Linked DNA regions of Homo sapiens: all the other regions are linked to region 1. The links are chromatin loops, found by intact Hi-C in ENCODE. Cell type or tissue: PC-9. All regions are shown on one strand. Region 1 holds the start of PRRT3-AS1 (PRRT3 antisense RNA 1). Region 2 holds the start of TTLL3 (tubulin tyrosine ligase like 3). Region 3 overlaps CPNE9 (copine family member 9). Region 4 overlaps ARPC4-TTLL3 (ARPC4-TTLL3 readthrough). Region 5 has its middle 4.7 kb from the start of RPUSD3.

Region 1 (4,000 bases):
TGCAGTAAGCCCACATTGCACCACTGCACACCAGCCTGGATGACAGAGTGAGAACCTGTCAAAAGAAAAAAAGAAAAAAATTCCAATGCCCAAGCCACGTCCCAAGAAATTCTTATTCCTTGGTCTCCAGAAGATTCTAATATGCAGCCCATGTGTCGAACTGCTGGGGTACTACCTCCCTGATAGTAGCATTAATGAAAATGATAGCTGACATCCATTTAGCACTTACTGGGTGTTGGGCACCGGGCTAAACATTTCATCTTCTTCACAACGCAATGAGGCAGGTGCTGTTATCTCCATTTTGCAGATTTGTTTGGAAAAGTTAAATGACTTGCCAACCACACTAGAGGGTGATACAAAATCAAAAGCACTTTTCAAATGGCTATTTTAATATTGTTATAATTGCAGATGAAGCCGAGGAGTGGCCGGGGCGCCCCCAAAGCCATCCCCCAGCACCCCCAGTCCAGGCCCCCTCGACGTCACGCCGGGGCCTCATTCGAGTCACCACGCAGCGAGCCCTGGGCCAGCCTCCCCCTCCGGAGCCCACCGCCAGCTCCATGGCTTCAGCCCCAGCCTCCAGCCCCCCAGCCAACGCCACTGCACCCCCGCTACGCTGGGGCCCCCTTCGGCGGGTCCTGAGCTTCTCCTGGGAGCTGCACGTCTACGGGGTGGGGGTACTCTTTCTGCTGCCCGCGTTGTTGGCGCTGGCTGCGCTGGCAGCCGCCCCAGCAGGGCCCCGGCTGGCATTGGTGGCCGCGGTGCTGGTGCTCGTGGCTTCGGCGCTGCGATCCGCCTACATGCTTACCGACCCTTACGGCTCGCAGGCGCGGCTGGGCGTTCGCGGGGGCCTGGTGCTCTACAACCTGCCCTTCCCCTTGCTGCTTACGGCGCTGGCAGCCCTGACTCTGCTCGGCCTGGGCGCGGGGCTGCCGCCACCGCTGCAAAACCCACTCCTGCTGGGAGCAGTGGCGCTGGTGCATGGTGTAGGGTTGCTCGCGACAGACCTGCTGTCCACATGGTCTGTGCTCAACCTCCTGACGCAGGGCTTGTCGTGCGCCTGGGGCGCGGCCGTGGCTCTGGGCACGCTCTGCCTGTGCCGTCGCCGCCTGCTGGACGGCCCACGGGGCTGGGATGCCAGCCCGGGCCCTCGGCTGTTGGCTGTGGCGGGCGCGCTGGGGCTGCTGGCTAGCGGCTTGCAGCTGGCGGCTGCGCTCTGGCTGTACCCGGGCCCAGGCCGCGTGGGCCGCTTCTCGTGGGCCTGGTGGGGTGTCCACTTCTGGCTGCGCCTCCTGGAGCTGACATGGGCGCTCGCCCTGGCGTTGGCCGCGGTGGCTGCCGCGAGACCCAGGCCGCCCACGGAGCACGCTTGCTGGGCTAAGCTGATGCGTCTGGCGTGCCCGGCGCCGTCAGGAAAGAGCGAGGTGCCGGAGCGACCCAATAACTGCTATGCAGGGCCCAGCAACGTTGGTGCAGGCAGCTTGGACATCAGCAAGAGCCTCATCCGCAACCCGGCGGAGAGTGGGCAGCTGGCCACGCCCAGTTCAGGCGCCTGGGGCTCGGCTGCGTCGTTGGGTCGCGGACCCCAGGGTGGCCCGGGACTGTCCCGCAACGGTGTGGGACCGGCGCCATCGCTGAGCGAGCTGGATCTGCGGCCGCCATCGCCCATCAACCTGAGCCGCAGCATCGACGCCGCGCTCTTCCGCGAGCACCTAGTGCGAGACAGTGTGTTCCAGCGCTGCGGCCTCCGCGGCCTGGCCTCCCCGCCGCCTGGAGGCGCTCTGCGGCCGCGCCGGGGCAGCCATCCCAAAGCCGAGCTCGACGACGCTGGCTCCTCGCTCCTCCGCGGCCGCTGCAGGTCGCTCAGCGACGTGCGCGTGCGCGGGCCGGTCCCACAGCACGTAGTGGAAGCACCCGACGGGGCAGCCGCTGCGGCTTCTGGCAGCTCCCTCGACAGCTTCTCCAGGGGTTCACTCAAGATCAGTTGGAACCCCTGGCGCCACGGGCTGTCATCAGTGGACAGTCTGCCCCTAGATGAGTTGCCCAGCACGGTACAGCTACTGCCTGCCCCGACCCCAGCCCCTGATTCTACCGCCGCTCGGCAGGGGGACGGCCAGGGAGAGGTCCAGCCGCGCGGCAAGCCTGGGGAATCCCGCAGCGCCTCCAGTGATACCATCGAGCTTTGAAGAGCGGTCCTGACGCAGGGCCAGGACCCTGCCCGATGCCCACATGGCATGGCCTACTGGGACAGTTGAGCCTTTAAAAAATGGGCATCCTGGCCAGGCGCGGTGGCTCACGCCAGGAATCCCAGCACTTTGGGAGGCCGAGGTGGGTGGAACACGAGGTCAGGAGTTCGAGATCAGCCTCCTGGTCTCGAACATAGCGAAACCCTCGTCTCTACTAAAAATACAAAAAAATTAGCCAGGTGGCACACGCCTGTAGTCCCAGCTACTCGGGAGGCTGAGGCGGGAGAATTGCTTGAACAGGGAGGCAGAGGTTGCAGTGAGCCGAGACCACGCCATTGCACTCCAGCCTGGGTGACAAGAGTGAGACTCCGTCTCAAAAAAAAAAAAAAAAAAAAAAAAAAAAAAGGCATCCCCAGGCCTCTCTACCTGACGGCAACCCCCGGGGGACAGCCAGGTTTGAACTCACCCCACCCCCATGCCGTTTTTTGCTTTTAATATTTCTATTTTTTTTTCAGCCGGCATTTTGCACAGAGGCCGTGTCTTATGCGGAATACAGGGTGGGTGTGCATGGATTCGGGCATGAAGAACAGGGAGCAGGTGCCCCAGACTCCCCAACGTGGAGTGATGAGCCTCGCTTGTCTAGATTGTCCTCTTTGTGCCAAAGAAATAAACCCTTAGGACTTGGCTCATGCTTCCCTCTGGCCATGCCAGGATCCTGTACTCATAGGAGGAAGGAGAGACTGGAGGCCCTGCCTCCCAGTCATTCTAAGTCCTGTGTATTGGACGGAGAGCAGGACTCCGAGGAAAGGTTGCTTGAGGCTTGGAGGCTCTGGTCATAATGGCGACCACACTTTTATTGAATATCTGTTGTGTACTGTCCAGGTCTTCACATTTGTCACCTCATTTAATTCTCATGTTAAGCCTGAGTGGAAAGCATTATGAAGCCCATTTGAGGAAAGAGAAGAGTGAAGTTCAGAGGCAAAAGTCATCTGTCCAGGGTCCTTTGCCAAATGACAGCTGGCATGGAACCCTCCTAAGGCTGATTCCTCTATCCTCCTTCTCCTAACAGCACTTCAGGGGCAACCTTCTCCTCTATCTTTTCTCCACTCACCATCAAAGAAGCCCTCAATTTCCCAGGATTCTAGGACATTTCCCTAAGGTGGGGGTGGTGGGACAGGTAGTAAGACTGATGCCTTTTAACTTTCCAAGACCTTTCTTTATTTCCTGAGATGAATAAATAAGTGGCAATGGGGTGTGGGGATGTGGTGAACACAGAACAGGAACTGGCAGCATGCAGCTGGCAGGAGGGAGCTGTGATGGCCCCACCCCTGTGAGGACCACCTAATCCTAAGCAGGGGCCAAAGCTCTAGCAGCCACCATTAAGGAAAAACTTTTGAAATTCACACATTGTGAAGCCTGCCAGTCCCCGCCAGGTGAAGAGCTCATGGTATCCACCTTCAGGGCTACTTTTTACCCCAGGGGCCTTGTCTGCCCGGGCCTGGGTACCTGGGCTGCTCTGTAAGGCAGGTAGGGGTGCTTACCCCACTCTCAAAAATAAACCAAGCTGTCCTGAGTGTCCAGCAGGAGGGCAGCCCAAGCTCTGGGGGCAGCGTGGGTGGGAGGAGGTCCTACAGGTGGTGGCCGCGATTATCTGCCCTTGATGAAGCCCTCCAGCACACGGTCACTGCGCTCTGACAACCAGTAGCCAGTCATGGCCGCCACAGCCCCAATGAAGATGGCGGTGAACACCAAGTCGCCCTTAGCAGCCAGCGTGGCCAGTGCACAGATGATGATGCCAAAGAACATCTGCTGCAGCA
Region 2 (4,000 bases), 140 kb after region 1:
AGGCTGGGCTGGAAGGGGCACGGAGAGGGTGCAGCACACTGACTGGACTCAGCCAAGGACACAGCCAAAGGAGACAGACCTGGGGAAGGGGCCAGGGGGCCACTAATGGCTGAGGAACCTTTAAAGGCCGCTGAAAAGCAGCAGCCAAAGAGGGAGAAAGGAAAACTAGGAGCGTGCAGTCAGACAGCCAAGAGGAAGGGTGTGTGGGGCAGCGGTGTCGAAAGATACAGGGTGCCCAACCGAGATCAAGACCGAAAGGCACTGCTGGGTTTGGCTCCCTGGAACTCACCAGGCACCTTGATTAGAGTGGGACATCGCAGGGAACCAGAGTGGAGGGAGCCCAGAAGTTTGGTGCTGAAGGGGTAAACGGGGAGGTAGTTGAAGATGGGTGTGGTGGTTGAGGATTTTTGCTATTGTTTTTTCTTTTGCTTTTGTTTTTTAAGGATATAAGAAAACAGCGCAGGGAGACAGGCTGAGCCGCTCCCAGGGCCCTTTCTAAGCGCCCCTGCCCCTCCTCTGACCTTGACAGCTCTCTCCACGTAGATTTTGGCGTTTCTGAGCCGGTTCATGTGAGACGCCTTGGAGGATCCTCGCCAGAGGACCGGGAAACCTGCAGAAAGATGCGGAATAGGGGCGGGGTACACTGAGGCTGGGCCTAGGGTCTCGGCCTAGGATCTTTTCTGGCCGCCCATAGCCACGCCTCTTTTCTTCCTCCTGCCTTCATCCAGATGCCCACCCTCAGCCGCTCTTCTCCCGACCCCCAGTCCCTCCACCCCAGCGTCTTGTCGTCCTCGCAGCCGCTGTAGGCCAGAGCGAGCGGGCCGCACGGGCCTCACCATCCTGCGGAGAGGGGTCGAGGACCGGGGTGTGCGGGGGGCCGAGGGGGTGGGTATCCGAGGCGCCCTGGGCGTGGGTGCCTGGGACCAGCGTCTTGAAGGCGCCGCTGAGGCGGCGCGCAGGGGCGGGGCTGCCCGCCTGGCATCTGCCGCCTGCGTGACCCTCCTCGGACTGGGCGGAGGCAGGGCCGGCCCATGGCAGCCTCCTGGGTGGACGGAACTCGGAGCGGCGCGCCGAGGGGAAACTGGTGCGTGGCTCGAGCGGCTGCGGCTTCCGCAGCCAGTTGCACACCGCGCCGCCCTCCTGGCGGTACCAGGAGGCCGAGCCCCGGCGCCCGGGCCCCAGCTCCCTCGCGCTCAGGAGCAGTGGCGCGTCGGGGCCCTGCATGCGCCCCTCGCCGCGCTCGCCCTCCCAGGGCCCCTGATCCCGCGCCCCTCCGCGTCGCCGCCTCCTCTCCCGGGAAGTTCCTGCCTAGGCTCGAGCCTTGTCCTCCGTTCCAAGCCCCGCCCCGTTTGCTATTGCCTTGGAAACCATTCCCTGGGCACCATCAGACCGCTCGGGGCTGGTTGGGGGCTGCGATGGGCCCCGGGGCAGTCGAGCGAGGGCTTCCTTATGACCTGGGGCCTCACCCAGACCCTTGATGAGCAGGGCACTGAAGGCGGAAGAGAGCACTGAGCCCCAGTTAGTTAGTGTTGCGGTTCCTTATCCAGTACTTCCTGGTGCCACCGGCCCTAGGGTTTGAGTGATTCCACAGTATTTATAGGCGCTAACAAATGGCCCCTGACCTCATGGAGCTTACTAAAAGCCCAGTGTGAGGGGAATAAAAAGCAAGTAACAAAGGAAGAGAATAGTTTACAGGTATAATAAGGGCAATGAACAAGCAGAGGTGAAACCAGGAAGGGGGCGCATTTTAGATAAAGTGGCGCATTTAAGCTGAAGGTGTAAATGCCAGGAGTCAGGAGTCACCAGGGAAAGGGGAGGAACTGCACTTCAGGGAAGGGACAGTCCCAGCAACAGCCCTGAGAAGGGTAAGAACCTCTGTGCGAACTACAAGACAGCCAGGGTGGCTGGAGCCTGGTGAGGCCAGATCAGACCTGCTGGGCCTGGCAGATGGGCCTAGGGTAAGGTCCTTAGCGAGGGCAGCATATGGGGGTAACAAGAAGGTGCAGAGCACACCCTCCCCAGAAACTGGAAATGGAAAAACAATCATTTGAGTCAACTGCGAAAGAAATGTAATAGTTCACAACAGTTATGCCTGGCCCCCAGGCTAAGACTGTAAGCAACCTTTTTGGAAGCACTGGCAAAATATTATCCTCAAAAGTCACAGGGGAGGTAAGGCTCCAAGATGTTAAACAATTTGCCTCAAATCACAGAGCAGAGGCAGCACTGGAACCCAGGTCTGACTCCAAAGCCTGTCTCTTAAACACCTGTTATCACTCAGGTTGCCTGCCAGTCACAGAAGGACCACACAGGGACAGTTTGAGAGGCAAACTCTAGCAGTGCCCCCGCAGGCAGAGTCGAAGAGTGTCCTGGTAAGAGCCCAGCTTTGTCAGTCACTGGGTAGATGTGCTCTTAAGAGTGAAGGTGGATCCCCCACCTTCCTGTCCAGCTGACCCCAACTCCCCTTTAGCTGATGGCTGGACTTCCCGAAAAGCATGCCCCCCAGGAAAGGTGATTTAGGGAATTTGGACCCTGGGAGAGAGATACATGACAAATGAGGTTTGTGGCTGGCTCACCCAGGCAATGCTGTCCTGTGAGGGTTGTTGAGTGACCAGCTGCTATATCCTATTAGTCACCCAGTTTCACTGTGAGCACCTTTAACATTCACTGCAAAGCTAGAACATAGCCATGTGCCCTGGAGGAGGGAACACCTAATTCAGAGGGGTGGCGAGGTAGGTCACAGAGGTAATGTCATAAAGGAGATGATAGCACTTTGGGAGGCTGAGGCGGGGGGATCACCCAAGGCAGCCGAGGCAACATAGTGAGACCTAAAAAAAAACAAAAACCAAAAACAAAAAAATTAGCTGGGCGTGGTGGCACAGGCCTGTGGTCCCAGCTACTCAGGAAGCTGAGGTGGGAGAATCACTTGAGCCTGGGGAAGCTGAGGCTGCAGTGAGCCATGCTTGCGCCACTGCACTCCAGCCTGGGTAACAAAGCGAGACCCTGTCTCAAAAATGAAAAAAAAAAAGGGGGGGGGAGGAGGGGGGCAATAGCTGTTCCAAGTTGCCCTTACCCCCTCCTCCCTTTAACATCACCTTGTCCACCCCATCAGAAGAAACCCCTCTGGCCATCTGGAGGAATCCCTTTTGAAAGCTCAGCTCAAAGGTTCACCCTTCTTGAAGCTTACCCTGACACCCACTCCTATATTTACCCCTTGGCCCCCAGACTTCCAATATTAAATATGAAACACTTCAGTGAACCTTTTACACACCCAGCCCTTTTCCTGGACCTCCAAGCCTCAAGGCAAGGATAAACATCATGAACACTGGAAATTATTCAACAGCCCAGCCACTGGGCTGGTGGAAAAAATATAGTTCAGTCAGTACCTGTGTAGCAGCGACCGTATCAGATTGTTTATATTCATTATCTCCACTTCATAGACTAAGAAACTGAGACACAAAATAGAAGTAACTTAGCCAAATCTGGCAAGAAGAATCAGGACTCAAACACAAGGGTCTTTTGTCTTTTTACTTCAAGGTGTTACTAAGGTCTAGTACTATCCAATGGAACTTTCTGCAATGATGGGAATCTCTATGTATGTGTTGTATATGCTGTATGTCTATATATGCTGTTATATATGGTACAGTCACTGGTAGCTGTTAAGTTGCCAGTGGGACTGGGGAACTGGATTTTAAACTTTATTTAATTGTAATAATTAAAATTTAAATAGCCACTTGTGGATGGTGATTACTGTTTTGGCACAGGCAAAAGTCTACTCTCTTGCTCACTGGCTAGATTTGGGGCAAGCTATTACATCTCATGTTTGGAACCTCAGTTTCCTTATCCACCAAATGGGAGCACTGTTTCTCTGAGGTTACTTTTTAGCCCAAGTAAGTTCCTTATGTGAAAAGCACCAAAGCTCTGTATAGGCAGACAGAGCAGTTTCAGAAATTAATGGTGCCTGGACTGCAATGAATGGAGTCTCTGGGTTGGGACCCCTGGC
Region 3 (4,000 bases), 230 kb after region 1:
GTATTATTTTATCCATCCGGCTAGCCAGCCCTCTCCATTCCATTCATTCCCTTGTCTATTCTCATATGGATCTATCCACTCATGCATTTCCCCTAATTACTTGTTATTTCCCCAACTTAAACTTTAGTCCATTTGTCCACCCACATACCCATCGATGCATCTACTTGTCTAACCTATTATACTCACCAACCCATGTACCCACTCCATTTGTTCATGGATCTATGCATCCATTCATGACTCACCACCTGTTCACCTCTCCATCTCTCCTTATACCCCCTTTCTCTCTCATCCATCAGCCTACTCATCCACCTGTTGAGCTATATATCCTTTCAACCCTCTATGATCCATCTACCCATCTATTTTTCTGCACTCTATTTTCCTGGCTGGGTTTTGCCTAAGTTTGGGCTTCTTGGGTAGGTAAACTCTTATCTCTAGGTAGGAATCCAGGCCAACTCCTAATGACTCCCTTAGAAGTGCCTTCCCACCTCCGACTTTTTCACTCATCCGTGTCTCACCATTGGAAGCCGTGAAGTCAATGGCTACTGTGAAGTTCAGCTGTGTCCTGTTGGGGAAGCAGATGAATTGAGAAGTGAGGAACTAATGATTATTACATCACTATTTCTCAAACAGTAATGTGCATATGGATCACGTGGGGCTCATGTTAAAATGCAGATTCTGATCCAGATGGTCTGGGTAGAGCCTAACAAACTCCCAAGTAATGCTGATGCTGCTGGCTCATGGACTACACTTTAGGTAACAGAATTAAATGCCTACTGTGTGGCAGGTGTATTATATGTCATTTAATTTAACCCTTACTATAGCCCTGAAGTAGTGATTAATATCCCCATTTGGCTGGGCGCCGTGGCTCACGCCTGTAATCAGCACTTTGGGAGGCTGAGGAGGGTGGATCACCTGAGGTCGGGAGTTTGAGACCAGCCTGACCAACATGGGGAAACCGCATCTCTACTAAAAATACAAAAAATTAGCCGGGCGTGGTGGCGCATGCCTGTAATCCCAGCTACTTGGGAGGCTGAGGCAGGAGAATTGCTTGAACCTGGGAGGCGGAGGTTGCAGTGAGCCAAGATCGCACCATTGCACTTCAGCCTGGGCAACAAGAGTGAAACGCCATCTCAAAAAAAAAAAAATCCTCATTTTACATAGGAGAAAAGTGAAGTTCAGAGAAGCAAAGTTACCTTTCCCAGGTCTGCCTGCCTCCACCAAACCAAACAGAATGTCCCCTATAGTCTGCTTGGTTGTGCCCTCTCTTCTACCTCTCCCTCTTGCCTGACTATAACTTTATTTGTGCCCCAATTAGGTTACTGGGGCCACCAGTGAAGACCACTGGTCTGGGAGCCATCTTCCCAGGAGGAGTCGAAAGCTAAGAATGAAAAGCAGCCCCATGAAGGGAACTAAGAAGAGCAGTATTTTGCATTTTACAGAGCACTTTATAGTTGGCCAAGTGTTTTAAAGTTTATCTCCATGGTCTCACTGGGCCCTGACCATTCATAAATAAGAAACCTGGGGCTCAGAACTGGGAGTAATTTATTGCCGGGCTTTCAGCCCAGAGCTTGGCCTGTGACTCACCCTCCCTTGATGTAATCAACAAAAGTGAATTCAGAGTCCACAGAGAAGGAGAGCAGCGTCACCTGTGGGACAGAATAGGCAGCCCTGGCACTTTGGAAAAGGCAGTTGGGGTGGCAGAAGGAAGTGAGGCCCATAGGGGCTTGGAAAGAGGCACGTGATGGGAGGCACATGATTCCACCCGCTCCCCCAGTCAGTCCCACCCTGTTCAACTTCTGACAGGGGAAAAGGGGAAGCTGTCAGAAACATCGTTGGATTTCCAAAAGTATATTAAATTGGGAAATACAACTTAGGTTTTTTTCTTTTATTCTGCAAAAGAGTGAAGTCAGAAAAATTTCCTGAGTGAGAAAAAAAACAAAGAAAAACTTAAGTGGTGCTCCTTGTGCCCAATATTACTATTCCAAGTAATCTGTGCCCACTGTCTTGCCCTGCCCTCGATATTTGCCATGCTGTGTCAATGGGGACAGACACGGAAGGATCCAGGGAGGGCCACGGCTCTAGGGAGCACTCACAGTTCCTGAGTTGACATATTTCTTCTTCTTACATTTCTTCCGAGGGTTAAGAACCTAAGGGGAGGAGGTAACAGTGATGATGAGAAACAAAGGAAGGGAGGTCCAGACTGAGCACACTGGGATGGAGGGCCTGGGTGACCTGGGCAGGGCTGGAATGCTCACCTCATATACTGTGAACTGGTTCTGGGCCTTGCTCAGCTCCCGGTAGCTGGTGGTGAACTCACCAATGAAATCGTGGCTGCAATGAGGTGGGCGTGGCTAAGCAGCAGGTGCTGCTGGTTTGGAACCAGAGCTGAACCCAGTCTTTTATTCCTCCTATCCTAAGCCCCTACTTAGGCTGCAGGGCAGCCTAGTGCTGGGGCCATAAGGGAGGCCAAACATAGGGGAAAAACGGGAAGAGACAGTGTCCAGAGAGACAATTGGGGGGATCAGTTGTACCCAAGACACTGGTGTTTATCATCACCTTTCCTGGCTCCTAAAGCTACTTTGGGGTTCTCAGTGAATGTACAACATATTATTGAGAACTGCTTGGGTCAAGTACAGGAGAAGGGACCATGTGGGGCAGTTCTACCTTCCATCCCGGTCCCAGTCGTACACATCAATCTTCACCGTTCTGAAATGTAGGAGATAAACATACCCTAGGTGTGTATGATAAATCCCAGAGACACCCTCATACACTTAACCACACACATATCATCTCCCCATCCACCCATCTGTCTTCCCATTAAGTTGTTCATCTTTCAACCTGCCTCCCATCCTGTCTATTCATTCATCAGTCTGTGCCTGTACCCAACCACCTACCCCTATTAATACTACTCTGGTTAGTACCACTAATACTTTTTTTGTTTGTTTGGTTGGTTTTTTTTTTTTTTTTTTTTTTTTTTTTTACCACTTTGAGCCTTATTGTATTCCAGGCATTTTTCTCAGCACATTCACAGATTGTCTCATTTAACTTAACAATCACCCTATATAAAGTAATTACTATTATTATTATTTTGGGATAAGGAAATTGAGATACAAAAAAAAAAAAGTAATTTGGCTAAGATCTCATAGCTAGTAAATGACTGAACTGAGATTTAAACCCAGGCATCCTGATTCCAAAGACTTTGTTCTTAACTGTCATGCCTAAATCATTCCATATGTCTACCTATCAGTATATCAGCCCATCCAACCATCCGTCTATCCATCTAGCTACCTATTTACCCATATATTTGCCAGTCCAATTACCTATCAGTTCATCTCTTTAGCCACCTAACTATACATCTAGCCATTCACTGACTCACTGAGGCATGCAAGCATCCATCTGTCTGTCTGTCTACCAACTATATAACATCTATCCATCTGGTTATCCATTCATCAGCATAACCATTCATCTACTCATCTATGTGCCCATCCATTCTTCCACCCTTCCACCTACCACCTATCTTTATTATTTATTTATTTATTTATTTATTGAGACGGAGTCTTGCTCTGTCGCCCAGGCTGGAGTGCAGTGGCGTGATCTCGGCTCACTGTAAGCTCCACTTCCCAGGTTCATGCCATTCTCCTGCCTCAGCCTCCTGAGTAGCTGGAACTACAGGCGCCCACCACCACGCCCGGCTAATTTTTTTTGTATTTTTAGTAGAGATGGGGTTTCACCGTGTTAGCCAGGATGGTCTCGATCTCCTGACCTCGTGATCTGCCCGTCTCGGCCTCCCAAAGTGCTGGGATTACATGTGTGAGCCACCGCGCCCGGCCCCTACCATCTGTCTTTATACTACCCATTTACTCATTCATTTGGTTGGCCTATCCATCTAATTTATACCCATCCATCAACTAATTCACCTACAAATCCATCCGTTCATCCATTTGCCATCTATTCATCTATCCAACCATCAATCCACTTGTCACTCTACCTATCTTTTTGT
Region 4 (4,000 bases), 120 kb after region 1:
ATCTCCTGCAGGTGGGCCTGGAACCTCTGGCTAGACCACATGTTGTCTGGCGGAAGCAGTGGATGCCGATGGCATGAGTTCTCCAGGTGCTTCTGGATGGAGTTGTTGCACAGGTGCACTGAGCTGGGGCAGAGAACAGAAAACTGAGGTCCAGGCCCTTGTGTCTCTCCCATCCAAACTCAGGGAGGACAGGCAAGTCCTGGAAGCAGCCCTGGGCCACCCTGCACTATTCAACTTGAGATGGGGCCCTACTGGGAAGGACAAAAAGGACAGAGGCCTGGGCCCCACCACATTCTTCTAGGGCCAGAACCACTCTTATCTCTCAGGGCTGCTCTGAGGGCGCTAGTTACGGGGGCCGCAGTAGTAAGTGCTTTGTGCATAGTCTCAGTTAACCATCCCAGTGTCTGGAAGATAAGAGGGTGGGTAAGGGTATGGCCCCGTCATCGCCAGGACGTGTTCAAGCGCCATCTCCACACTAGTTGTGAGACCTTAGGGAAGTCATCTAACCTGTGTGCTCTTCACATCTGCAAAATGGGGGTAGTAACAGTACCCACTTCACTGTTTTTTATATTTTTCTTCAGACCTGGTGAACAAGAAGTATGCACTGGGTTCTTATTAAGAATGAGATCATGTATACAAAGTGCTCAGCACTATCACATATGAAGCACTCAATAATTGATAGCTATGAATTTCATACTACTGCCTCCATTCTTCAGATGTGGAAACCAAGGCTTAAATAGGTTTTCACATGACCAGATTCAAACAACTTGGAAGCTGCAGAGACAGAATTGGAATTCAGGCTTTAACAAGGCTTTCTCTCACCCTAGAAGTTAACACGACATCTTAGTTTTCAAAACTCCTGACCTCCTTTCCCCTGCTCTACATTTGCTTCCCTTTTTCCCCCAACGACAAATATAATCTTTTTTTTTTTTTTTTTTTTTGAGACAGATCCTTGATCTGTCACCCAGGCTGGAGTGCAATGGCACGATCTCAGTTCACTGCAACCTCCACCTCCCAGGTTCAAGCAATTCTCCTGTCACGGCCTCCCGAGTAGCTGGGACTACTGGCGCCCGCCAACACGCCCGGCTAATTTTTATATTTTTAGTAGAGACGGGGTTTCGCTATATTGGTCAGGCTGGTCTCGAACTCCTGACCTCAGGTGATCCACCCACCTCGGCCTCCCAAAGTGCTTGGATTACAGGCATGAGCCACTGCGCCTGGCCCAAATAATCTTTTAACCTGTTAGATAATTTCACTTGTGTTCTTGCTTGCCTGTTTCTCCCTGCTAGAATGTAAGCCCTTGAGAGCTGGGATCTTGTTTTGTTCACTGCTATACCCCAAGTGCCCAGAACAGTGCATGGCACAAGGTACACACTCGGTCAAATCTGTTGGAGGGGCCAGGCATAGTGTAATCCCAGCACTTTGGGAAGCCAAGGTGGGATGATCGCTTGAGCCCAGGAGTTTGAGACCAACCTGGGCAACATAGTGAGACCCCATGTCTACATTAAAAAACTTAAAAATCAGCTGTGGTACATGCCTGTGGTCTCAGACACTTGGGAGGCTGAGGAGGAAGGATTGCTTGAGCACAGGAAGTCAAGGCTACAGTGAGCCGTGACCATGCCACTGCACTCCAGCCTAGGTAACAGAGTGAGACCGCCCCCTGTCTGTTAAAAAAAAATCTGTTGGATGCAAGGACAGCTGGCAGGATGAGGGCCTGCCTGCCTGCAGTCTGTGTGTGGAGCCTAGCGCTGCTGCGCGAGTCCCCTGCACTGTAATCGCCTGTTTGCTTGCCAGCTCCCCAACTAGGCAGGGAGCTCGTGGGAGGCGAGCAGAGGGGCTCACTTGTCCAGGTTCTTCAGGGAGAAGGGCTGCGTGGAAAAGCGGATATAGCTGTCGCGGTAGAACCACACGGTAAGTGGGTTCCAGTCAGTTACCAGGAACCACTGTCTGAGGTCAAACTTGGTGCCAAAGATGAGGAGGGGCCGCTCAATATACTTCTGCACCACCCACTTGCCGTCCTTCATCACCACGGGGTTGCCGTTCACCAGCTTCAGCATCTCCTCCAGGTGGTCCATGCACATGATGCCTACGGGGGAAGAGGGCAGTCAGGGATTGGAAGGTCAGGCGTGGGCCAGGAGAAGGGCCAGCTTGTCATGAGCTCTTGTCCCCTCGGAGCTGATAGGGCTGAGTGGGTAAGGCTGTCTCCCTCAATCAGAACCCAGTTCCCTTTGGGAAAGCCAGGAATTTGCTAAGGATTTTAAATTTTTCCTAATTAACCAGTTTTGTTTGATTAAACAGGAATACATACATGGATACAAATTTAAAGTGCTGGACTTTTTTTTTTTTTTTTTTTTTTTGAGACAGCCCTGTCACCTAGGCTGGAGTGCAGTGGCACGAGCTCAGCTCACTGCAACCTCCGCCTCCCGGGTTCAAGTGATTCTCCTGCCTCAGCCTCCCGAGTAGCTGGGATTATGGGTGCCTGCCACCACACGTGGCCAATTTTTGTATTTTTAGTAGAGACAGGGTTTCACCATGTTGGCCAGGCTGGTCTCCAACTCCTGACCTCAAGTGATCCACCCGCCTCGGCCTCCCAGACTGCTGGGATTACAAGCATGAGCCACTGTACCTGGCCAGTGTTGGGGGCTTTTTTAAAGTATGTGCACCTATTACGTTCCTACCAATAATAAATAGACTATAAAACAAAACAAAAATTAGGCAGTACGAAAGGGCATACAATAAAAAATGTATCTCCTTGTCTAGAGGCAGCCAACTGCTGCTTCCAGGACCTTATGGATATCCTTCTGGATCATGTGAAAGCCTACACGTGCCTCCGTTTCCCAGGATTGCATAAATTGAAGCACGTTGAGGATTTGGAATAGTGCTTTAGCTGCATGACTGCATTTAATCCTCACCTCACAGGAGGTATTATCATCCTCCTCATGTCACAGATGAGGGAACTGAGGTTCAGGGAGGCGCTAAAACCTGCTCAAGGTCACGAAGCACATTAGTAGCAGAGCTAGGACTCAAACCCAGGCAATTTGGCTTCAATAGACCTGCACTATTAACTTCCTTGGCCTCTACTGGTAGATGCAGGTGGTGAGGTGCCAGTGCAGGAAGCAGGAGCTGACCCCCACCTCGTCCGCGGGACTTGGCTCCTGGCTTCACGATCCAGATGTTGCGATCCCCTTCCATGTCTATCTGGGGTACCACGGCCTGCAGCTGCTGCAGGATGTCCTCACAGCGCTGGACCTGAGTGTCGAGGTGCCTGAGTTCTGCCCCTTCGCTGTGGGGAAATGATAGAACTTGGGCAGGGCTGGACCTGGGACATGCAGGTGGAGAGGGCAGGGGGAGATATATTCCACCATCCCCCGCCGTCATCCAGGCAGCCTTGGTCACGCCCTCCCTGCAGATATCCATAGGTCCCTCCCAAGCCTCCGGCCCCACCTTCAAGCCACCCCGGAAATCCTAACCTGCCCAGACTACACAAATGGGAAAGGCTGATAAAATTCCATTAACTGCAAACCACCCCCTACTCCAACACTCCACCTGTGCCACCCCCTTCCTATTACATTAAAACTGTCTTTGACAGAATTTAATCATTCCAGTTCCTAATGATAAAGCACCACTATGTGCCAGGCATTGTGACAAGGGCTTTCCATATATTTTCACGAATGCCCTCAAGGCCCTGCCAGGGAAGTATTACTAGTACCCACCCCCTACCCCCCGACTTTTTTTTTTTTTTTTTGAGACAGGGTCTTGGTCTGTCACCCAGGCTGAAGTGCAGTGGTGAAATCACGGCTCAGTGCAGCCAGGAACTCCTAGGTCCAAGTTTCAGCCTCCCAAGTAGTTGGAATTACAGGCATACGCCACCACACCCAAGCTAATTTTTATTTTTTGCAGAGATGGGTCTTATTATGTTACCCAGGCTAGTCTTGAACTCCTGGCCTCAGGCCATCCTCCTGTTCAGCCTCCCAAAATGCTGGGATTGCAGGCATGAGCT
Region 5 (4,000 bases), 98 kb after region 1:
AGGAGTGTACCACTCCTCAGATGCAACTTAATCTAGCACTCTATACTTTAAATTTTTTAAACATTTATAGAAATCAGACTACTACTTCTGCAGAACAACATCTTACTGGTAAAAAGAACAGCCCACATGAAGGAAAACTGATTTGGTGGAAAGATAATAAAAATAAGACATGGGAAATAGGGAAGGTGGTGACGTGGGGGAGAGGTTTTGCTTGTGTTTCACCAGGAGAAAATCAGCTTCCTGTTTGGATACCCACTAGACATTTGAAGTTCTACAATGAATCCATCAGAGATGCAAAGAAAAGCGCCTCCACGGACATGGAAACACCAGTCACATGGATGGATAATCCTATTGAAGTATATGTTAATGATAGTGTATGGGGTACCTGGCCCCACAGATGATCGCTGCCCTGCCAAACCTGAGGAAGAAGGGATTATGATAAATATTTCCACTGGGTATCGTTATCCTCCTATTTGCCTAGGGAGAGCACCAGGATGCTTAATGCCTGCAGTCCAAAATTGGTTGTTAGAAGTACCTACTGTCAGTCCCATCAGTAGATTCACTTATCACACGGTAAGCAGGATGTCACTCAGGCCACGGGTAAATAATTTACAAGACTTTTCTTATCAAAGATCATTAAAATTTAGACCTAAAGGGAAACCTTGCCCCAAGAAAATTCCCAAAGGATCAAAAAATACAGAAGCTTTAGTTTGGGAAGAATGTGTGGCCAATAGTGCGGTAATATTACAAAACAATGAATTTGGAACTATTATAGATTGGGCACCTTGAGGTCAATTCTACCACAATTGCTCAGGGCAAACTCAGTCATGTCCCAGGGCACAAGTGAGTCCAGCTGTTGAAAGTGACTTAACAGAAAGTTTAGACAAACATAAGCATAAAAAATTACAGTCTTTCTATCCCTGGGAATGGGGAGAAAAAGGAATCTCTACCCCAAGACCAAAAATAATAAGTCCTGTTTCTGGTCCTGAACATCCAGAATTATGGAGGCTTACTGTAGCCTCATACCACATTAGGATTTGGTCTGGAAATCAAACTTTAGAAACAAGAGATCATCAGCCGTTTTATACTATCGACCTAAATTCCAGTCTAACGGTTCCTTTACAAAGTTGTGTAAAGCCCCCTTATATGCTAGTTGTAGGAAATATAGTTATTAAACCAGACTCTCAAACTATAACCTGTAAAAAGTAGATAGTTTACTTGCATTGATTCGACTTTTAATCGGCAGCACCGTATTCTGCTGGTGAGAGCAAGAGAGGGCGTGTGGATCCCTGTGTCCATGGACCGACCGTGGGAGGCCTCGCCATCCGTCCATATTTTGACTGAATATTAAAAGCCATTTTAAATAGATCCAAAAGATTCATTTTTACTTTAATTACAGTGCTTATGGGATTAATTGCAGTCACAGCTACGGCTGCTGTGGCAGGAGTTGCGCTGCACTCTTCTGTTCAGTCAGTAAACTTTGTTAATGATTGGCAAAAAAATGCTACAAGATTGTGGAATTCACAATCTGGTATTGATCAAAAATTGGCAAATCAAATTAATGATTTTAGACAAACTGTCATTTGGATGGGAGACAGGCTCATGAGCTTAGAACATCGTTTCCAGTTACAATGTGACTGGAATATGTCAGATTTTTGTATTACACCCCAAGTTGTAATGAGTCTGAGCATCACTGGGACATGGTTAGACGCCATCTACAGGCAAGAGAAGATAATCTCACTTTAGACATTTCCAAATTAAAAGAACAAATTTTCAAAACATCAAAAGCCCATTTAAATTTGGTGCCAGGAACTGAGGCAATCGCAGGAGTTGCTGATGGCCTCACAAATCTTAACCCTGTCACTTGGGTTAAGACGATTGGAAGTACTACGATTATAAATTTCATATTAATCCTTGTGTGCCTGTTTTGTCTGTTGTTCAAGTCTGCAGGTGTACCCAACAGCTCTGAAGAGACAGCGACCATCAAGAACGGGCCATGATGATGATGGCAGTTTTGTCGAAAAGAAAAGGGGGAAATGTGGGGAAAAGAGAGATCAGATTGTTACTGTGTCGTGTAGAAATAAGTAGACATAGGAGACTCCATTTTGCTCTGTACTAAGAAAAATTATTCTGCCTTGAGATGCTGTTAATCTATAACCTTACCCCCAACCCCGTGCTCTCTGAAACATGTGCTGTGTCCACTCAGGGTTAAATGGATTAAGGGCGGTGCAAGATGTGCTTTGTTCAACAGATGCTTGAAGGCAGCATGCTTGTTAAGAATCATCACCACTCCCTAATCTCAAGTACCCAGGGACACAAACACTGCGGAAGGCCGCAGGGTCCTCTGCCTGGGAAAGCCAGGTATTGTCCAAGGTTTCTCCCCATGTGATAGTCTGAAATATGGCCTCGTGGGAAGGGAAAGACCTGACCGTCCCCCAGCCCGACACCTGTAAAGGGTCTGTGCTGAGGAGGATTAGTAAAAGAGGAAGGCATGCCTCTTTGCAGTTGAGACAAGAGGAAGGCATCTGTCTCCTGCCCGTCCCCGGGCAATGGAATGTCCCCTGGGCAATGGAATGTCTCGGTATAAAACCCGATTGTATGTTCCATCTACTGAGATAGGGGAAAACCGCCTTAGGGCTGGAGGTGGGACATGCGGGCAACAATACTGCTCTGTAAGGCATTGAGATGTTTTATGTGTATGCATATCTAAAGCACAGCACTTAATTCTTTACCTTGTCCATGATGCAGAGACCTTTGTTCACGTGTTTATCTGCTGACCTTCTCTCCACTATTATCCTATGACCCTGCCACATCCCCCTCTCCGAGAAACACCCAAGAATGATCAATAAATACTAAGGGAACTCAGAGGCTGGCGGGATCCTCCATATGCTGAACGCTGGTCCCCTGGGCCCCCTTATTTCTTTCTCTATACTTTGTCTCTGTGTCTTTTTCTTTTCCAAGTCTCTCGTTCCACCTAACAAGAAACACCCACAGGTGTGGAGGGACAACCCACCCCTTCAGAAAGTAATAGTTTATTTCATTTATTTATATTTTTTCTCTCCTTTTCACAGGTGTTGAACAGTTTATTTTACTAATGCATGTGGTTTACCCCAACACATCCCAAATATCATGATTCCAACATGTGGTGTTGGCTGCATTTTCAGAGCTTGCAGTCATACGTCTTAGTCTGTTGGGGCTGCTGTGACAAAATACTGTAAATTGGGTCTCTCTAACAACAGCAATATAATGTTCACAGTTCTGGAGGCTGGCAGTCCAAGATCAGCTGGCATACAGGGTGTCTGGTGAGGGCCCACTTTCTGGGTCATGCCTGCCATCTTCCCACTGTGGTCACATGGCGGAAGGGGCGAGGGAGCTCTCTGGGGCCTCTTGTATAAGGGCGCTAATCCCAACCACAAGGGCCCCACCCTCATGACCCCATCACCTCCCAAAGATGCCACCTCCAGATGCCATCACCTTGGGGATGAGGTGTCAACACATGAGTTTGGGGGGACACAGACATTTGTTCATGTGGTAAGTGGCTCCAATGCTGGCCTGCCTCTGAGGCCTGGCCTCCTGGTGGAGGGCCGTGCAGGCACAGGGCTCTCGTGCACTGGGGTCCCCGGGGACACCTCCCACCCCTGCCCAGGCTCTACTTGGGAGTTGGCAGGTGCTGAGTCCTCTTGTGACCTTCTTAAGAAAGTCCCTCCTGGCCAGGTTCAGTGGCTCATGACAGTAATCCCAGCACTTTAGGAGGCCGAGTCGGGTGGATAACTTGAGGCCAGGAGTTCAAGACCAGCTTGGTCAACATGGTGAACCCCTTTCTCTACTGAAAATACAAAACTTAGCAGGGTGTGGTGGCAGGCGCCTGTAATCTCTGTTACTTGGGAGGCTGCAGCTAGAGAATCGCTTCAACCCAGAAGGCAGAGGTTGTAGCGAGCCGAGATCACGCCATTGTACTCCAGCCTGGGCAACAGAGCAAGACTCTGTCTCAAAAAAAAAA

The links. Hi-C counts contacts between places; a loop is a spot of excess contacts. Peaks named below come from ENCODE experiments on the same cell type or tissue, not always from the same donor. Only the 100,000 strongest peaks of a DNase experiment are listed, where the experiment ranks them.
Region 2: a loop joins it to region 1, with 6 times the contacts of the local background. A loop is called at or near these places in 7 of 110 quality-filtered maps.
Region 3: a loop joins it to region 1, with 4 times the contacts of the local background. A loop is called at or near these places in 14 of 110 quality-filtered maps.
Region 4: a loop joins it to region 1, with 4 times the contacts of the local background. A loop is called at or near these places in 5 of 110 quality-filtered maps.
Region 5: a loop joins it to region 1, with 8 times the contacts of the local background. A loop is called at or near these places in 39 of 110 quality-filtered maps.

What each region holds. Positions count from the first base shown.
Region 1 is chr3:9,944,410-9,948,409 of GRCh38, reverse strand. It overlaps CRELD1 (CRELD disulfide isomerase 1), which reads right to left. Exons shown (of 11, transcript NM_001077415.3): 11 at 3,004-4,000. The coding sequence ends at 3,831. It overlaps PRRT3 (proline rich transmembrane protein 3), which reads left to right. Exons shown (of 4, transcript NM_207351.5): 4 at 409-2,868. The coding sequence ends at 2,183. It overlaps PRRT3-AS1 (PRRT3 antisense RNA 1), which reads right to left and starts at 1,006. Exons shown (of 4, transcript NR_046734.1): 1 at 806-1,006; 2 at 230-343; 3 at 1-55. RefSeq lists enhancers at 752-1,413, 2,076-2,738. In PC-9, CTCF peaks have their summits at 1,041, 1,587 and 1,786; DNase peaks (open chromatin) are centred at 1,049 and 1,829; H3K4me3 peaks cover 2,439 bases.
Region 2 is chr3:9,807,231-9,811,230 of GRCh38, reverse strand. The region is part of intron 4 of ARPC4-TTLL3 (ARPC4-TTLL3 readthrough); the gene reads right to left. TTLL3 (tubulin tyrosine ligase like 3) reads right to left here and starts at 969. Exons shown (of 14, transcript NM_001387446.1): 1 at 837-969; 2 at 522-610. The coding sequence starts at 569. RefSeq lists a silencer at 788-1,267 and an enhancer at 1,748-1,897. In PC-9, a CTCF peak has its summit at 2,311; DNase peaks (open chromatin) are centred at 1,680 and 2,640; H3K4me3 peaks cover 1,685 bases; H3K27ac peaks cover 2,428 bases.
Region 3 is chr3:9,713,620-9,717,619 of GRCh38, reverse strand. It overlaps CPNE9 (copine family member 9), which reads right to left. Exons shown (of 21, transcript NM_153635.3): 11 at 2,665-2,706; 12 at 2,256-2,331; 13 at 2,094-2,147; 14 at 1,585-1,646; 15 at 516-562. Among named protein-coding and RNA genes, the nearest start is that of CPNE9, 12 kb to the right of the region's middle. RefSeq lists a silencer at 1,705-1,834. In PC-9, a CTCF peak has its summit at 1,650; a DNase peak (open chromatin) is centred at 1,609; H3K27me3 peaks cover 334 bases.
Region 4 is chr3:9,825,083-9,829,082 of GRCh38, reverse strand. It overlaps ARPC4-TTLL3 (ARPC4-TTLL3 readthrough), which reads right to left. Exons shown (of 12, transcript NM_001198793.1): 9 at 3,135-3,283; 10 at 1,843-2,086; 11 at 1-123. TTLL3 (tubulin tyrosine ligase like 3) reads right to left here. Exons shown (of 14, transcript NM_001387446.1): 9 at 3,135-3,283; 10 at 1,843-2,086; 11 at 1-123. Among named protein-coding and RNA genes, the nearest start is that of TTLL3, 17 kb to the right of the region's middle. RefSeq lists silencers at 1,615-1,684, 1,695-1,764 and enhancers at 1,398-1,898, 2,732-3,232, 3,233-3,733. In PC-9, a CTCF peak has its summit at 1,693; no DNase peak of the experiment used is centred here.
Region 5 is chr3:9,846,682-9,850,681 of GRCh38, reverse strand. No RefSeq gene overlaps it. Among named protein-coding and RNA genes, the nearest start is that of RPUSD3, 4.7 kb to the right of the region's middle. RefSeq lists an enhancer at 1,327-2,187. In PC-9, CTCF peaks have their summits at 1,503 and 1,704 (motif pointing left); no DNase peak of the experiment used is centred here.